Regions from separate parts of the Homo sapiens genome. Here region 2 is linked to region 1. A link is a loop called in an ENCODE intact Hi-C map of the cell type or tissue named here. Cell type or tissue: PC-3. All regions are shown on one strand.

Region 1 (8,000 bases):
CAGCCTCCACTGCCTAGGCTCAAGCAGTCCTCCCACCTCAGCCTCTGCAGGAGCTGGGACCGCAGGCCTGTGACACCATGCCCAGCTAACTGTATTCATGTAATAGTTTTCTTTGCGTTAACCCACTTATTAATCACTCTCCCTATTTAGAAAGTAACAGTTTTTTAAAAGGTTACAATGAAAATAAAACAATGTCAAAAGATCCTGCTGAAACAGTAACAGGTTTAATAGTTTCAAAGAGAGATTAGCCAGCCTTAACGACACATTGTTTCCAAGGGAAGAAAACTATGCTTGGGCTGAGAAGGGGGATGCAAGTTGACAAGGGAGAAATTTGGAGAGATCCAGTCCACGTTATTTAAATAACATTGAATTGGGCTGGGCGAAGTGGCTCACGCCTGTAATCTCAGCACTTTGGGAGGCCGAGGTGGGCGGATCACCTGAGGTCAGGAGTTTGAGGCCAGCCTAGCCAACATGGTGAAACATCACCTCTAATAAAAATCCAAAAATTAGCCGGGCATGGTGGTGAGTGCCTGTAGTCCCAGCGACTTGGGAGGCTGAGGCAGGAGAATTGCTTGAGCCCGGGAGGCAGAGGATGCAGTGAGTCAAGATCACACCACGGCACTCCAGCCTGGGCAACAGAGTGAGACTGTCTCAAAAAAATAAATAAATAAATAAATAACCTTGAATTATTTTGCCACACTGTCCCAGAATATGGAAAATTCTGCTTCTGGAAGAGGGACAAACTCCTATGATGATCTGCAAGGCCCTGCTTGATCTGGGGCCATCCCATCTCTGGATGAATCATGCATCACCCTCTGGCCACATGGACCTGCTTTTTGTTCCTCATACTTCCACAGCCTTCTCAGCCACATGGCCTTTGGATATGCCGTGACCTCCTGAAGATCTTTCAGCTTCCTTGCTCACCTAGTGAAGCCAGCTCAGCTCAAGGGGCAAATCCTCAGGGAAGTGTTCCCTGTCTAACCCTCTTTTGGCCTAAGGACTGCTTTATTTTATTTTTTATTTTTATTTTTTGAGATGGAGTCTCTCTCTGTCACCCAGGCTGGAGTGCAGTGGTGCGATCTCAGCTCACTGCAACCTCCACCTCCCGGGTTCAAGTGATTCTCCTGCCTCAGCCTCCCGAGTAGCTGGGATTACAAGCTCCCACCATCACACCTAGCTAATTTTTGTATTTTTAGTAGAAATGGGGTTTCACCATGTTGTCCAGGATGGTCTCGATCTCCTGATCCGCCCGCCTCAGCCTCCCAAAGTGCTGAGATTACAAGCATGAGCCACCGTACCTGGCCTATTTTATTTTATTTTAATTAATTAATCTATTTTTGAGACAGGGTCTTGCTTTGTCGCCCAGACTGGAGTGTAGTGGCATGATCCAAGGCTCACTGCAGCCTCAAAGTCTAGTGCTTAAGGGATCCTCCCATCTCAGCTTCCAGCATAGCTGAGACCCCAGGCACACACCACGATGCCTGGCTAATTTTTTATTTTTTTTGTAGAGATGGAATTTCCATGTTGCCCAGGCTGGTGTTTTTTATTTATTTATTTAACCAGTCTCTGATGGGAGGCAAGACCCCTATATTTGACACTCGGATCAAGAGCTACTTTATTTAAAACATTTGGCCAGGCATGGTGGCTCACGCCTGTAATGCCAACACTTTGGGAGACCGAGGCAGGAGGATCACGAGGTCAGGAGTTCAAGACCAACTTGGCCAATAAGGTGAAACCCCATCTCTACTAAAAATACAAAAATTAGCCAGGCATGGTAACACGCGCCTGTAGTCCCAGCTACTCCAGAGGCTGAGGCAGGAGAATCGCTGGAACCTTGGAGGAGAAGGTTTCAGTGAGCCGAGATGGCACCACTGCACTCCAGCTGGGCGACAGAGTAAGACTCTGTCTCAAGAAAAATAAAGAGACCAGGCGCAGTGGCTCACACCTGTAATCCCAGCACTTTGGGAAGCCAAGGTGGGCGGATCACAAGTTCAGGAGCTCGAGACCAGCCTGGCCAATATGGTGAAACCTCATCTCTACTAAAAATACAAAAATTAGCCGGGCGTGGTGGCAGGAGCCTGTATCCCACCTCTTGGGAGGCTGAGGCAGGAGAATCGCTTGAACCCGGGAGGCGGAGGTTGCAGTGAGCCAAGGTCAAGCCACTTCACTTTAGCCTGGGCGACAGAGCAAGACTTCATCTCAAAAAATAATAATAAAATAAATTTTTGCGGGGCTGGGAGTGGTGGTTCATGCCTGTAATCCCAGCATTTTTGGAGGCTGAGGTGGGCGGATCACTTGAGGTCAGGAGTTTGAGACCAGCCTGGCCAACATAGTGAAACCCCATCTCTACTAAAAATACAAAAATTAGCCAGGCGTGGTGGCGCGCACCTGTAGTTCCAGCTGCTCGGAAGGGTGAGATGGGAGAATCGTTTGAACCCGGGGCCGGGGGGCTGAGGTTGCAGTGAGCTGAGATAGCGCCAATGCACTCCAGCCTGGGTGACAGTGAGACTCAGTCTCAAAAAAAAAAAAATTTTTTTTTGTTAATACTTATCACAAGTGCAATTTTACCTTTGTAGAATTAAACCGTTGTTTCTGAGTTAGTTTCCTCTTGTAGCCTACTGCCTCCAAGTCTAGCAGATGGTTAAGCGGTTTTTGTGAATGAATGATGCCTTTGCAACCTTCGTTTGAGATCTGTCCTCTTAACGTCCACTGTGTATATATGAGGAAACAGGCCCACAGAGTTTCGCTCTGCAAGACAGCAAGTAAAGGACAGCTCTAGTCGGGTCCTCTATCCCGAAGCCTCCTCCCCACTCTGCCCTGCCCTGCCGTGCAGGACCCAAAGGAAGGGCGCCCCAGTTCAGCCTCTGTAGATCTGGGAAAGGGCCGGGCCACAGGTCGGGACCAATCCAGAAGCAGCACCCAGACCGGTTTACCCGGTTCCAGGACCTTGGGCGAAGTCCACCCGCCCGAGGGCAGGGACGACGCAGGCCACGCCGCGGCCCAGTTGCTAGCCAGGCAGGGTGGGGATTTGATCTTGCCAAGGAAATGTGAGCGGGAGGCCGAGCGTTGGAGGTGGGTAAGTCGTCACTATGCAGGGCGGAGCCATCCTGTGTCTATCACGCCCAAGGGCGGTGCATGCAAATTGACTCCCGCATTTGGCTTTTCCCCGGGCTCCGTCTCCGCGCGCTGCAACCCGCGACTTCCAAGAACTCCCCGCGTAGTCAGCTGCCCGGGCCACGCCCCCTTTCCGGACCCGCCCTGCCCGCCCCAGGGAGGCGGGGGCGGAGCTTGCGGCCCAGCGGGAAGGCGGAGGCGGGGGTCGCGCCCAGGTCCCGGGGGCGTCAGAGGCAATGGGAAGTCGTGGCTTCTGCACCGCCCTTGGGGGTTCGGCTCCCAATCAGGGAAAAAGGGCCGAGAGAATGAAAGAGTAATGAGACTTGCGAGTTTGAGGCTCACACTACTCTCTTTGGGTTGGGGGTTGCTGAAGCCTCCACGTGTATTCAGGGAGCCCCGAACCTCACACCTCTGTCCAGGGGAGCTCAGAACCCGCCGTGTTCTGGAAAGCCTACACCTTCCCCGGTTTTTTAGTGTCTAGGGGAGCCCACAACCCTCACAGCCGTGTCTAGTAGCGCTCAGATCCACACACCTGTGTTTGGGGGAGCCCAGATCTTCTCTACCTGTGTCCAGATGAGTTCAGAGCCCCGACGTTTGTCCAGGAAAGCCCACCTCTGTCCAGAAGCGCTCTGACCAGGACCTTTCCTGTTTCCTGAGGCTCAGCCTAGGGGGTCATCCCACCCAGGTCTGTGTTAAGGGGAGCTTGTGTCTCCCCAAACATGTCCAAGTGAGCTGAGCTCAGGAGCTGAGGCCTCCCCATATCGTGCTCCCCGCCTGGCCCTTTGGTGAATCCCTTTCTCAGAAGAAACCCTCAGGGGCCCTAGCCCTGCTGCCCTTCCCTGCACTGTCTTCGAGCCTCCTGGCCCAATTGGCCCCTCCCCCAGTACACTGTTGAGTCTTAGTTAAGACATAATCCCAGCATTCACTGTCCCCCATCCCCCAGCTCTCCCGCACCTCGGCGGCTGGCCGGGCCCCCGGGAGTGCCGTCATCCCAGCCGGCTGGCCACCCGACTGGCACCAATTAATTTCCTCCTCGGCCTGTCCACCCAGGGCCTCGGCCTGTCTGGTTGCCAGCTGCTCACCCTCAGCCAGCCCGCCCCCTCGGGCTCCCAGGGAATTGCCAACAGTTCTCCTCCTTCCTGCAACCCCCCCACCCCCAATCCAGGCCACCCCACCCAGCACAGTTAATCAGAAAAAGCTGACAGTTAGGACCTGGAGGAGTGATCTGAAATCAGATGGAGGAGGGGTGGGATGTTAAACTTTCGGACCCAGGGATGCTTGGGGTGGAGCGGGGGCATGGCTGGAGGGAGGCAGAGGATCCAGTTTTACTTAAGAACCCCAAATCAAAGGCTTGTAGCTTCCAGATGGGGACTGCAGGGAGGGCTGACCCCCTCCCGCATACACCAGGCGGGCAAGGTGGAGCGCCCCTCCTCGGAAATTGCCCCCCGCCCAAGATGCGTCAGTGACAGCTGTGCCTCCTCAGCCCGCACCCAGCCGGTTTCCTTTTCCTGTGCACACTCTCCCGATGGGCTGGCCTTCAGCCTGGAGAGACTCCACGGCCCCTTGGAAGGGGCTCCCCAGAGGGTCTTCCTGGACGAGGGGGAGGGGACAGGCTGAAGAACAATGGGGCTTCTGTGGCTGCAGGACGCCAGGCACTTCCTGTTAACCCTTTCCTCGGGGTGCAGCTGCAGGGAGCACCTCCCAGGTCCCGCCTTGTGGGAAGGGGCAGAGGCAGCCTGAGGGGAAATCTTGTTGCGGGAATTAACTGTTGTGTTAATTGAGGCTTTTGTGAGTGTACTTAGGAGGGGTGAGGTGAATCACACCTTTTCTCACTTGATGGAGTTACAGGGCTTTCTCCTCTATTGCTGAGGGCTGTGCAGTCAGGGACGGGGCAGGGCTAGCCTGGGAGAAGCCTGTGCACTGAGCTCAGAGACGTTCAAGGCTTTTCCCCAGATAGGTTACACCAGGATCTCCAGGGCATGGACAGGGATGGGGTCGGGGAACCCAGGCATCCTAGGTGAATCCAAGGAACAGCCATGTCTGCAAACCACTGTTCTAGCTGCCTTGCTGGGCTTACCTAGGGGCCACGATCCCTGAGTCAGTTCCCTTGGCAGCCTGGGTCTCAGTTTCCCTTGGCTTGTAGAAGTTCTTTCAGGGGCCTACCAAGAGGACACGGCAGTCTAGGAGCTCCCTAAGGGGCAGGAGTGGGCTGGGAGCCTTGGAAACGGTTTGTTTCTCCTGGGAGCCCTGAGAAGTCATGTTGGGGGAATTAACTGCTGTGTTAATTGAGGCTTCAAGCCAAGTCCCCTCTGTTTACACAGAGAGTCTGAGAAATGCCCTCGGAAGATTCCGAGAGCCTCCAAAGGCCCCAGAGACTTTGCTTCTGCCCTGGAGGCTTCTGGTTTTTTACGGGTAAGATAACCTCTCCCATAGTCAAGAGAGAGACTTACTGATGCTTATGGCAGCCCCAGGCCCTGAAGGTATGCTGTACTTGGTCACTTCCGTGCATTTGTTTAATCCTCACCACAAGCCTGGGTCAGGATAAAAAGTAGGCACTTCACTCTTTTTTTTTTTAGGGGTCTTGCTATGTTGCCCAGGATGGTCTTTAACTCCTGGGCTCAAGTGATCCTCCTGCCTTCGGCCTTCCAAAGTGCTGAGGTTACAGGAATGAGCCACCGTGCCCAGCCCAGCCCTAAAGTAGGCCTTTTTTTCCCCCCGCGACGGAGTTTCACTCTTGTTGCCCAGGCTGGAGTGCAATGGCACGGTCTCAGCTCACCGCAACCTCCGTCTCTGGGTTCAAGTGATTCTCTTGCCTCAGCCTCCTGAGCAGCTGGGATTACAGGCATGGGCACCATGCCCGGCTAATTTTATATTTTTAGTAGAGAGGTGGGGTTTCGCCATGTGGGTCTCGAACTCCCAACCTCAGGTGATCCGCCCGCCTTGGCCTCCCAAAGTTCTGGGATTACAGGTGTGAGCCACCGCGCTCGGCCTTTTTTTTTTTTTTCCTTCTGAAGTGGAGTCTTGTTCTGTTGCCCAGGCTGGAGTGCAGTGACGCGATATCAGCTCATTGAACCCTCTGCCTCCCAGGTTCAAGCAATTCTCCTGCCTCAGCTTCCCAAGTAGATGGGATTACAGGCATGCACCGCCACGCCCAGCTAATTTTTGTATTTTTAGCAGAGATGGGGATTCACCATGTTGGCCAGGCTGGTCTTGGAACTCCTGACCTCAGGTGATCTGCCTGCCTCAGCCTCCCAAAGTGCTGAGATTACAGGTGTGAGCCACTGTGCCCCACCAGGTAGGCACTTTCATTAGCCCCATTTTACAGATGAGGGAACTGAGGGGAACTGAGGCACAGAGTGGTTAAACAAAGTGTCCAGGGTTACCCTGTCCAGTAAAGCAAAGCCCATTGACATTCTTCCTCTCCTGGATTTTTTTTTTTTTTTGAGATGGAGTCTTGCTCTGTCGCCCAGGTGGGAGTGCAATGGCCCAATCTTGGCTCACTGAAAGCTCTGCCTCCCAGGTTCAAGCAATTCTCCTGCCTCAGCTTCCTGAGTAGCTGGGATTACAGGCGTGCACCACCGTGCCCAGCTAATTTTTGTATTTTTTTTTTTTTTAAGTAGAGACGGGGTTTCACCATGTTGGTCAGGCTGGTCTCGAACTCCTGACCTCGTGATCTGCCCGCCTCGGCCTCCCAAAGTGCTGGGATTACAGGTGTGAGCCACCACGCCCGGCCGGATTTTTCTTCTTTTCTTTTCTTTTCGGTGGGGAGGAGGAGAGTGTGAGGACCTTTGTCCTGGTTGGTGAACTTTTGCTTAAACCCAGCTTCTATCTCTGGTTCTCAGATAAGGAACCAGCTCCTTCTGGGAGCTGAGAGCCGCACCCCAGGTCTCCTTGCCACTCCTGGGCTACCTGTTTTCTCTTTCCTCATATCCAGGGCTGATCACTCACCAGGTTCCCTCTTAGAATCATTTGCCACTTCACTTCATTTTCCTCTCTTCTCCCCTTTCTGCAGGATGAACACTTCCCCAGGGGTCAATCTGTGCACGCTCAGTCCAGGGGCTGGGTAAAGACAAAGTTTTTTGTTTGCTGTTGTTCACTTGTTTATTTAAATTTATTTATTTTGAGATGGAGTCTCGTTCTGTCACCCAGGCTGGAGTGCAAGGCGCGATCTCGGCTCACTGCAACCTCCGCCTCCCGGGTTCAAGCAATTCTCTGCCTCAGCCTCCTGAGGAGCTGGGATTACAGGTGTGCACCACCATGCCCGGCTAATTTTTGTATTTTTAGTAGAGATGTGGTTTCACCATCTTGGCCAGGCTGATCTTGAACTTCTGACTTCGTGATCCACCTGTCTCAGCCTCCCAAAGTGCTGGGATTACAGGCGTGAGCCACTGCGCCCCACCCTCACTTGTTTATTTACTTGTTTTGTAAACATTATTTACTGAGCATGATCAAACTGCTAGACTGGAGAGGCTGCTGCAATCTCCTCCCTCTGCCCCCGCCATTTCCTGGTACCCATCCTTGCTGGTGGTGTCTGCAATCAGCGGGGCCCTGGCTGAGTTCACGGGAAAGGAAATGGCTCATTGCTTCAGCCTTTAGACCGGGGGGCAGGGAGGGCCTGTCGGGAGGCCGCCTAGTCAGGGGCGTGTCAGAGGCCAGAGGGGCCGGGGCCCAGCAGCTGGGGCTTGGTAAGCTCTGGAGCCTGGGCTCCAGGCCAGCTCGCTGCCAACCTCCACCTGAGACCACCCCACCCCCAACCCCCTTCCTTCTCTCCCCTGCTGCCGAGGCGCGCCCTTCCGGAGTGAAACTTTGGTTTCTCACGACCCGGAAGGCTTGAAGCAAACCTGCAATTACTCACTGCCTGGTCTGTGCGGGCTGCAGCTCTCAGA
Region 2 (8,000 bases), 670 kb after region 1:
GGCCAGGCTAATGTGGCTGCAGGGGGTTGAGGGGGTTGCAGAAAGAGGCTCCAAAGCTTAGCCTTCTACACACGTGATTCCCACCTAGTCCAGGTGCGCCCTGATGATTTGGAAAGGAAGTTTCTGTTCAGCATGGTGTGGAGGTGGAAGTGGAGGTGGCAGTGTCATGGTTAACCCACGCATACATGTACGTGTGTCTGCCCCCGCTCCTGACGGATTTCCCTCCCTCACCTCCCACCAGGCCCGCAAGCCCTGATGAATATCATGCAGAACTGGTATTCCTTATTCACACCAGTGGAGGCGGCTACCATCGTGGCAGTGACGGGCACCACACACGCCACTCTGCTGCGACTGCAGCTGGACACATCGCGGAGGGAGGAGCTCTGGGCCTGCGCCCGCACCCTGGCCTTGCAGTGCGCGATGAAGGACCCTCAGAACTGCGCCTTGCCTGCCCTGACCCTGTGCGAGAAGAACCACTCGGCCTTCGAGGCGGCCTACCAGATCGTGCTGGACGCGGCGGCCGGCGGCCTGGGCCACGCCCACCTCTTCACTGTGGCCCGCTATATGGAGCACCGCGGGCTGCCGCTCCGGGCCTACAAGCTGGCGACGCTGGCCCTGGCGCAGCTCAGCATCGCCTTCAACCAGGACAGCCACCCTGCCGTCAACGACGTGCTTTGGGCCTGCTCTCTCAGCCACTCCCTGGGCCGGCACGAGCTCTCTGCCATCGTCCCCCTCATCATTCGCAGCATCCACTGTGCCCCAATGCTGTCCGATATTCTGCGCCGCTGGACTCTCTCGGCGCCCGGTCTGGGCCCCTTAGGGGCACGCCGGGCCGCCAAGCCACTGGGTGCCGACCGGGCGCCGCTCTGCCAGCTCCTGGACGCGGCAGTCACCGCCTACATCACCACCAGCCACTCGCGCCTCACGCACATCAGCCCGCGGCACTATGGGGATTTCATCGAATTCCTGGGCAAGGCCCGGGAGACCTTCCTGCTGGCGCCCGACGGGCACCTCCAGTTCTCACAGTTCTTGGAGAACCTCAAACAGACCTACAAGGGCAAGAAGAAACTCATGCTTTTGGTGCGGGAGCGTTTTGGTTGAGGGACAGTGGGGTGCGTGGGAGTGGGGATCCCCCTCGCCCCTGCGTCCCCCACCCTTGCTCTCCAATTAGGCCCACGTGGCATTTCAGTATTATTAAGTCAGGGAAGGAGCCCGGCTGGAGATGGGGGCAGGGGGAGCAGCATCCTGCCACGTGTGTGCCTGGGAGTCTGTGAGCAAGTGTGCAAGACTCCAGAAGCAGAAGCCATACTGCCACCCAGAAGCCTGGAAGGGGTGTGTGCTTGGGCTGCTGGTATGACCCCACTTTGGGCACCCCAAAAGCAATAGGCAAACTCCCCTTACCCAGACTGGCTTGGGCTCCAGGAGGGAGGCTGGGAGGCAGGACTTTCCAGAAATCGACCCTCTAAGTCAATGTAGCACATTTTCCCCCAACCCCACCCTGGGTGGCCAAGGGTCCTCCCCCACCCCCTACTGCTCAGGGCCCCCCATTATGCCACCTCCAAAGTGGCTGCCCAGCCAGGACCATTGGCTCACCCCCACTGAAGGAATTGAAGAGGCCTCAGGCCTCAGCCTCATACCTCACCCCCTTATCCTATCCGGCCAGGACCCCCATTTCCTTGGGCACTAGGGTCCCAGGGTGGGCTCAGGGTTGGGGAAGTCCTCGCTGCCCTCTCTTCTCACCTGCTAGTCACTGGACGTACAACTCAGGAACTGAGCGAGGCTCACACTGCCCCTTCCAACCTGGGGTTGGGGGACACAGACGCGAGAGAGCCGGAGACCCCCACCCCCGATCTGGAAAGGAAAGAGACCTGTATCTTGGTGTTTTTCTGGCTTTTTCACCCTTTCGCCTCCTGTCTTTCTGCTTCGCCCCTTCATCTTACTCTGTTTCCATTTTTCCCGGCACTTACCTGCCTTTCTCTCTGCACCTAAGTCCCTGCCGCCCTCTCTCTTTGGCCATCCTTCCTTTCCCCCACCTTGACCCAGGGAGGAGAAGGGAGAACATCACCCCCCCAAGTCACCCCCACATCTTTTCCCTTCTTGTATATTAAGGACAAAATACCACATCATTTTGTAACTTTTTTTCTATTTATTGAACGGTGTATTACATGTCCTTTTCCTTTTTTTTTTTCAAAGATTGAACAGAAATTTTTCTTTTTAATTTTATTTTGAGACTGGGGTGCATCTCCAGAGCCACTCACACCCTCAACCTCGTTTCCTCCGCAAAAAAAAAAAAAAAAAAAAAAAATGTCTGGCCTTATTTCTGGGTGCAGCGCCAAGCGAGGGGTGGGATGGGAGCGACTGCTGGCTTCATTCCATGGTAATTATGTAAATATTTCCCTTTTTTTTTTTTTGGTCTTTCTCTGTTGCCCAGGCTGGAGTGCAGTAGCGCGATCTGGGCTCACTCCAACCTCCACCTCCCGGGTTCAAGCGATTCTCCTGGCTCAGCCTCCCAAGTAGCTGGGATTACAGGCATGCGCCACCACACCGGGCTAATTTTTGTATTTTTTAGTAGAGACGGGGTTTCACCATGTTGGCCAGGCTGGTCTCGAACACCTGACCTCAGGTGGTCTGCCCGCCTCAGCCTCCCAAAGTGCTGGGATTACAGGCGTGAGCCACCGCACCCGGCCTTATGTAAATATTTCAAAACAGAGATGGACAGCTCACCATGAGGGAACACAGGGCTGAATGCGTTACCGCTGTCATTTAATCGTCACCACAGCCCTATGAGTTGGTAGGATTATCTTTTCCATTTTACAGATGAGAAAACTGAGGTTGCAAAGTGGAAAGAAAGGGCACCCAGCGGCCGGGCGCGGTGGCTCACGTCTGTAATCCCAGCACTTTGGGAGGCCGAGGCGGGCGGATCACGAGGTCAGGAGATTGAGACCATCCTGACTAACACGGTAAAACCCCGTCTCTACTAAAGATATAACAAAAAATTAGCCAGGCGTGGTGACGGGCGCCTGTAGTCCCAGCTACTAGGGAGGCTGAGGCAGGAGAATGGCGTGAACCCTGGAGGTGGAGCTTGCAGTGAGCCGAGATCGCCCCACTGCACTCCAGCCTGGGCGACAGAGCGAGACTCCGTGGGTGGGGGGCAGGGGGGAAGGGCACCTAGCTAGGACGTTTGATTTAGGACCTGGTTGGGGCCACTGACCCCTGCCCACCCCTGACTGCAGGGTCCTTGAGCCCCTAGGAAGGGCCAAGATGGGGGTGGGGGGCGCCCTGGCTCCAGACACCAATGTTGGGGGTCCTTGTCTCCAAATTGCTGAGCATGGGAGGCTGTGGCAGGTGTTGGTGCAGCTGGATGGGGAAGACACCCCGATCAAAAGCGGGAACCCCGGGTTTAGACTCGACCTCGGTGGGCGGGGCTCTGGCCAAGAGAAGAAAAACGGAGTGGGGGTGGTCTGTGCGTGGACACTCGCCAGGGGACGTGGCCAGGGCGTGTCTGGGATCTTGCGCCACTGAAGAGGCTCCCAGTCGTCAAATAGAGTGAGGGATGGGATCCAAAGGACGGCGAGAAAGCCCGTGGTTGTCTAAACGTCCCTGGCTCCCCGAGAAGCAGTTTCCTCGGGGCCTTCCTGCCTTTTGGATGAATGGAGATGCTGTGTCTGGGTCACTGCCAGAGCCGGGGCAGGAGAGGACAGAGGCTTCCCGGAGCGGCAGGGCCCGTCGCTAGAGGGCGGGGCCCGCAGTCGGGGGCGGGACTTTGGCGGCGCTGTGCATGGGGATTGGCTTTTCGCACCGCCCCTCCGCTCGAGTGGGCCAATCGGAGACGGCCCCACCTCCTGCCCCGCCGCGCGTATTCCAGCAGGTATGTGCGGGCGGACCCGGGACTGCCCCGCGCGCTCCGTGGCGCCGCCTCGAGGTCTGGGACGGTGGAGGTGGGTGGAGAGCCCGGAGTGCACCCCTTGTGGTCCCTGCCGCCTTCGGACCTGGGGGACCCTTTACTGTGCCCCTCAGGTGTCACCCACGAATGTTCCCATGTTCCTGGGGCGTCACGCAGGTCCCAGCCACATCCAAATGTCCCCCCTTAAGAACTGGGGTTTCCTTCATGTCACATCCCTCAAACCCAAGTTCCCCTCCAGCATTCTCAGATACCAGGCACCCCAAATCTTCCCCTGAGGCCTGAGTAATCCCGTAGGTCCAAGTTGCCCCCAAATGTCACTAGCTCAAGACCCTCAGATCCTGGTTATCGCCACATGTCACCCCTCAGGCTCAGCGTTTCCCTCAGGGTCACCCCACCACCACCACTTCAGATCAGCTTCCATCCTCCCTTGATCAGCGATGTGAAAATCTTTCCACTCTAGGGTTTCCCTCATGGTCACCCCACGATCCAGGACACCCCCAAGGTCACCTTTCCAAGCACAGGATACCCTGCTGCACAGAGCAGGTGGGGCAGGGATGGGCAGGCAGGAGCCCGGAGTGCCAGGATGGTAAATTCAGGCCAATCAAAAGCTGAAACTCCAGCGATGGGAGGCAGGAGTGAATCACAGACCAGACCTTCAGGAATGAAGTCAGGGCAACTTTTATTTACTTGAACAACAGACATGACACACAGCACGATCTCTCCTCTCCATCCCATCCCAAGCTTCTGTCCACGACTACCCAGGGTGGGGAAAAAGGCAATGGCCCAGCCCCGATGACCTGGGGGACTTCAGTGTGCCTCCTCAGTCCCACCCAGAAAAAAGCCTCCTCCCATCTGATTTCAAGATAGTGGAGAAAAGCCAGGCACGGTGGCTCACACCTGAGCCACCTGTAATTCCGGCGCATTGGGAGACTAAGGTGGGAGGATGGCTTGTGGCCAGGAGTTCGAGAACAGCCTGGGCAACATAGTGAGACCTGCCCCCCCATCTCTACAAAAATTAAAATTAAAAAAATTAGCCAGGTGTGGTGGCGCATACCTGTAGTCCCAGCTCTACTGGGGAGGCTAAGGCAGGAGGATCACTTGTGCCCAGGAATTCAAGGTTGCAATGAGCCATGATCACACCAGCCTGGCCAAGATGGTGAAACCCCGTCTCTACTAAAAATACAAAGATTAGCCGGGCATGGTGGTGGGTGCCTGTAAGCCCAGCTACTCAGGAGGCTGAGGCAGGAGAATCGCTTGAACCCAGGAGGCAGAGGTTGCAGTGAGCCAAGATCACACCACTGCACTTCAGCCTGGGCAACAGAGTGAGACTCCGTCTCAAAAACAAACAATAAAAGGCCAGGCACGGTGGCTCACAGCTGTAATCCCAGCACTTTGGGAGGCTAAGACGAGCAGATTGCTTGAGGTCAGGAGTTCAAGACCAGTCTGGGTAACATGGCGAAACCCCGTCTCTACAAAACATAAAAAAAAATTGGCCGGGCGCAGTGGCTCATGCCTGTAATCCCAACACTTTGGGTGGCTGAGGCGGGCAGATCACCTGAGGTCAAGAGTTCGAGACCAGCCTGGCCAACATGGCGAAACTCGGTCTCTACTAAAAATACAAAAATTAGCCAGGTGCGGTGGTGTGCACCTGTAATCCCAGCTACTTGGGAGGCTGAGGCAGGAGAATCGTGTGAACTGGGGAGGTGGAGGTTGCAGTGAGCCGAGATCGAGCCATTGCACTCCAGCCCGGGTGACAGTGCGAGACTCCATCTCAAAAAAAAAAAAACAAAAAAAAAAAAACAGAGTCCTAACTCTTCCCTGCCCTGAGAACCCCCTCAAGGCAGGGAGGATCAGCTATTCCCAGCGCCTCAGGACTAAGCACACCTGCTTGTGTCCCTTCTGGGTCCACAAGGAACTTGTTCCATGCCCCACATGTGGGGCGGGTGTCACTGCTCCTCCCGGCAAGTTAGAAAGCTGCAGGGCCCAGCAAGAAGGGGCCAGGTCAGGTCAACCCAGCCTGATACCGGAAGCCAGGAGTTGGCATTTAACGGTCTGGAGGCCCAAGGCAGCTTCCTCTTGGGTAACTGGCTGCTAGGAAGGTGCGGGCCGGGCCAGTGCCCCTGCCAGGCTTGGGAGAGGAGGGGCCAAGCCTCCAGGCCCGGAAAGGACACAGCTGGCTTCCCTTTTAATGGAAGGGCCACCCACTCACCCACCTATCTATGCTGGCACCACAGCCCAGCCTGAGCTGTGGCCATGCAGGGGTCCCCAGTTGCAGAGTTGGGGATCAGGGCCTGCAGCACACATTTGGGCCCAGCCAACCCCACCCACCACATCCCTCCTCCAGACACAGGTCTGATTCTGAGTCCTCATCTCTGCTCCAAGCATCAGCCCACCCAGGGAAGGCAGGGGCTGCAGGCTCCAAGGGGGCTTGACCCCTGTTCCTGCTGAACTGAGCCAGTGTACACAAACCAACTGTGTTTCAGCTCAGTAGGCACGGGAGGCAGAGCCCAGGGAGGCCAGGCAGCAGGATGGCAGGCAGACAGGCGGCAGCAGGGGACAGGCGGCAAGGCCAGAGGAGGTGAGGGCCTGGGGGGCGGAACTTAGCCACTGTGAACACGACTTGGTGTGGACCCTGCTCACAAGCAGCTAAGCCCTGCTCCTCAGGCCAGGCACAGGCTTCGGGGCCTCTCTGCCACCCCGTCCCCGGGCAGCATCCTCGGTGGCAGAGCTCAGGGTCGGTTGGAAATCCCTGGCAATGTGATTTGTGACAGGAAGCAAATCCCATCCCCAGGAACCCCAGCCGGCCGTGGCACAGGGGTGAGGGGGGCACCGGGCGGGGCCAGAGGCTGGCACCTGGAGGGGAGAAAGAGAGAGAGAGCAAAGGAGGTAATGAGATTTGGGGACACCTCCCCTCCAGGTCCCCAGATGCTTCCTTTGATCACAGGGAAGCTCTTTTCTCATATGCAGGAGCCACCACACGGGGAGCTGGAGCCTAGCTGTGCCCTCCGTTCCAGCCCCAGGACTGGAGAGGCAGAGATACCTAGAGGGCCCATGCGGGACAAGGAGGCTACAGCAACTTGCATGGCCAAGCTCCCCCCTCATTGAGCCCTGGGCAGGCCAAATGGGGCCATGGGGAGAGGAAGCCAAGGGGGGCCAGGCAGGCGGGTGAGGAAGTGATCTCACCCCAGCTGGCGCCACTTCCTAGAAGCCTGGAGGGCAGGAGGAAACCACCAGGGCCTCCCCCCCCGTGGCCCGGTCTCCTCAGTGGCCAGGGCTTAGCCCACACCCACCAGGGCGGATGCCGGCAGCAAGGCACCCCCCTCTCTTTCTAGACACGCACCCCCCGCCCCCCAGAGCACAGGATCCAAGCTCCAAGATACAGGCCTCTCCACCCAAACAGCCCAAGGTTCAAATCCTTGCTCCACAGTTTCCCAAAGACTCTCCAAAGCTTCAGTTTCCCCATCTGTAAAATGGAGCCAAGAGCCTCTTTTGCATAGCCCAGTGAGATGTCACCGAGTATGTATGTCACTCAGTAAGTGCCCAGCACCAGGGCAAGATACAGGATTTTCAGGACCCGGTGCAAAATGAACACGTGGTCCTCTAGTTCGAAAACTAAGAATTTCAGGCCAAGCATGGCGGCTCACGCCTGTAATCCCAGCACTTTGGGAGGCCGAGGCAGGAGAGTCACCTGAGGCCAGGAGTTCAAGACCAGCCTGCGCAATACGACAATACCCCATCTCTACAAAAAAAAAAAATATTTTTTCTTTTTTGAGACAGGGTCTCACTCTGTCGCCACGGCTAGAGTGCAGGGGTGCAATCACAGCTCACTGCAGCCTCAGCCTCCCAGGTTCAAGTGATCCTCCCACCTTAGCCTCCGGGGTAGCTGGGACTACAGCTATGCACCACCATGCCCGGCTAATTTTTTCTTTTTCTTTTCTTTTTTTTTTTTTTTGAGACAGAGTCTCGCCCTGTCGCCCAGGCTGGAGTGCAATGGCGTGATCTCGGTTCACTGCAACCTCCACCTCCAGAGTTCAAGCAATTCTCCTGCTTCAGCCTCCCGAGTAGCTGGGATTACAGGTGCCCGCCACCACGCCCA

The links. Hi-C counts contacts between places; a loop is a spot of excess contacts. Peaks named below come from ENCODE experiments on the same cell type or tissue, not always from the same donor. Only the 100,000 strongest peaks of a DNase experiment are listed, where the experiment ranks them.
Region 2: it touches region 1 in a loop (5-fold over the local background); 35 of 110 quality-filtered maps call a loop at or near these places.

What each region holds. Positions count from the first base shown.
Region 1 is chr19:13,159,914-13,167,913 of GRCh38, forward strand. No RefSeq gene overlaps it. Among named protein-coding and RNA genes, the nearest start is that of IER2, 14 kb to the left of the region's middle. RefSeq lists a silencer at 3,013-3,412 and enhancers at 3,683-3,772, 5,360-5,937, 7,389-8,000. In PC-3, no CTCF peak of the experiment used is centred here; DNase peaks (open chromatin) are centred at 3,058, 4,208, 4,618, 7,848 and 2 weaker places; H3K4me3 peaks cover 3,506 bases; H3K27ac peaks cover 6,859 bases.
Region 2 is chr19:13,829,950-13,837,949 of GRCh38, forward strand. ZSWIM4 (zinc finger SWIM-type containing 4) reads left to right here. Exons shown (of 14, transcript NM_001367834.3): 14 at 242-2,305. The coding sequence ends at 1,101. It overlaps MIR23AHG (miR-23a/27a/24-2 cluster host gene), which reads right to left. Exons shown (of 1, transcript NR_036515.2): 1 at 4,567-8,000. MIR24-2 (microRNA 24-2) reads right to left here and starts at 6,410; the gene lies at 6,338-6,410. MIR27A (microRNA 27a) reads right to left here and starts at 6,568; the gene lies at 6,491-6,568. It also overlaps MIR23A. RefSeq lists enhancers at 3,475-3,524, 3,575-3,624 and a silencer at 3,735-3,924. In PC-3, CTCF peaks have their summits at 3,940 and 4,144; DNase peaks (open chromatin) are centred at 3,692, 4,562 and 7,192; H3K4me3 peaks cover 312 bases; H3K27ac peaks cover 4,529 bases.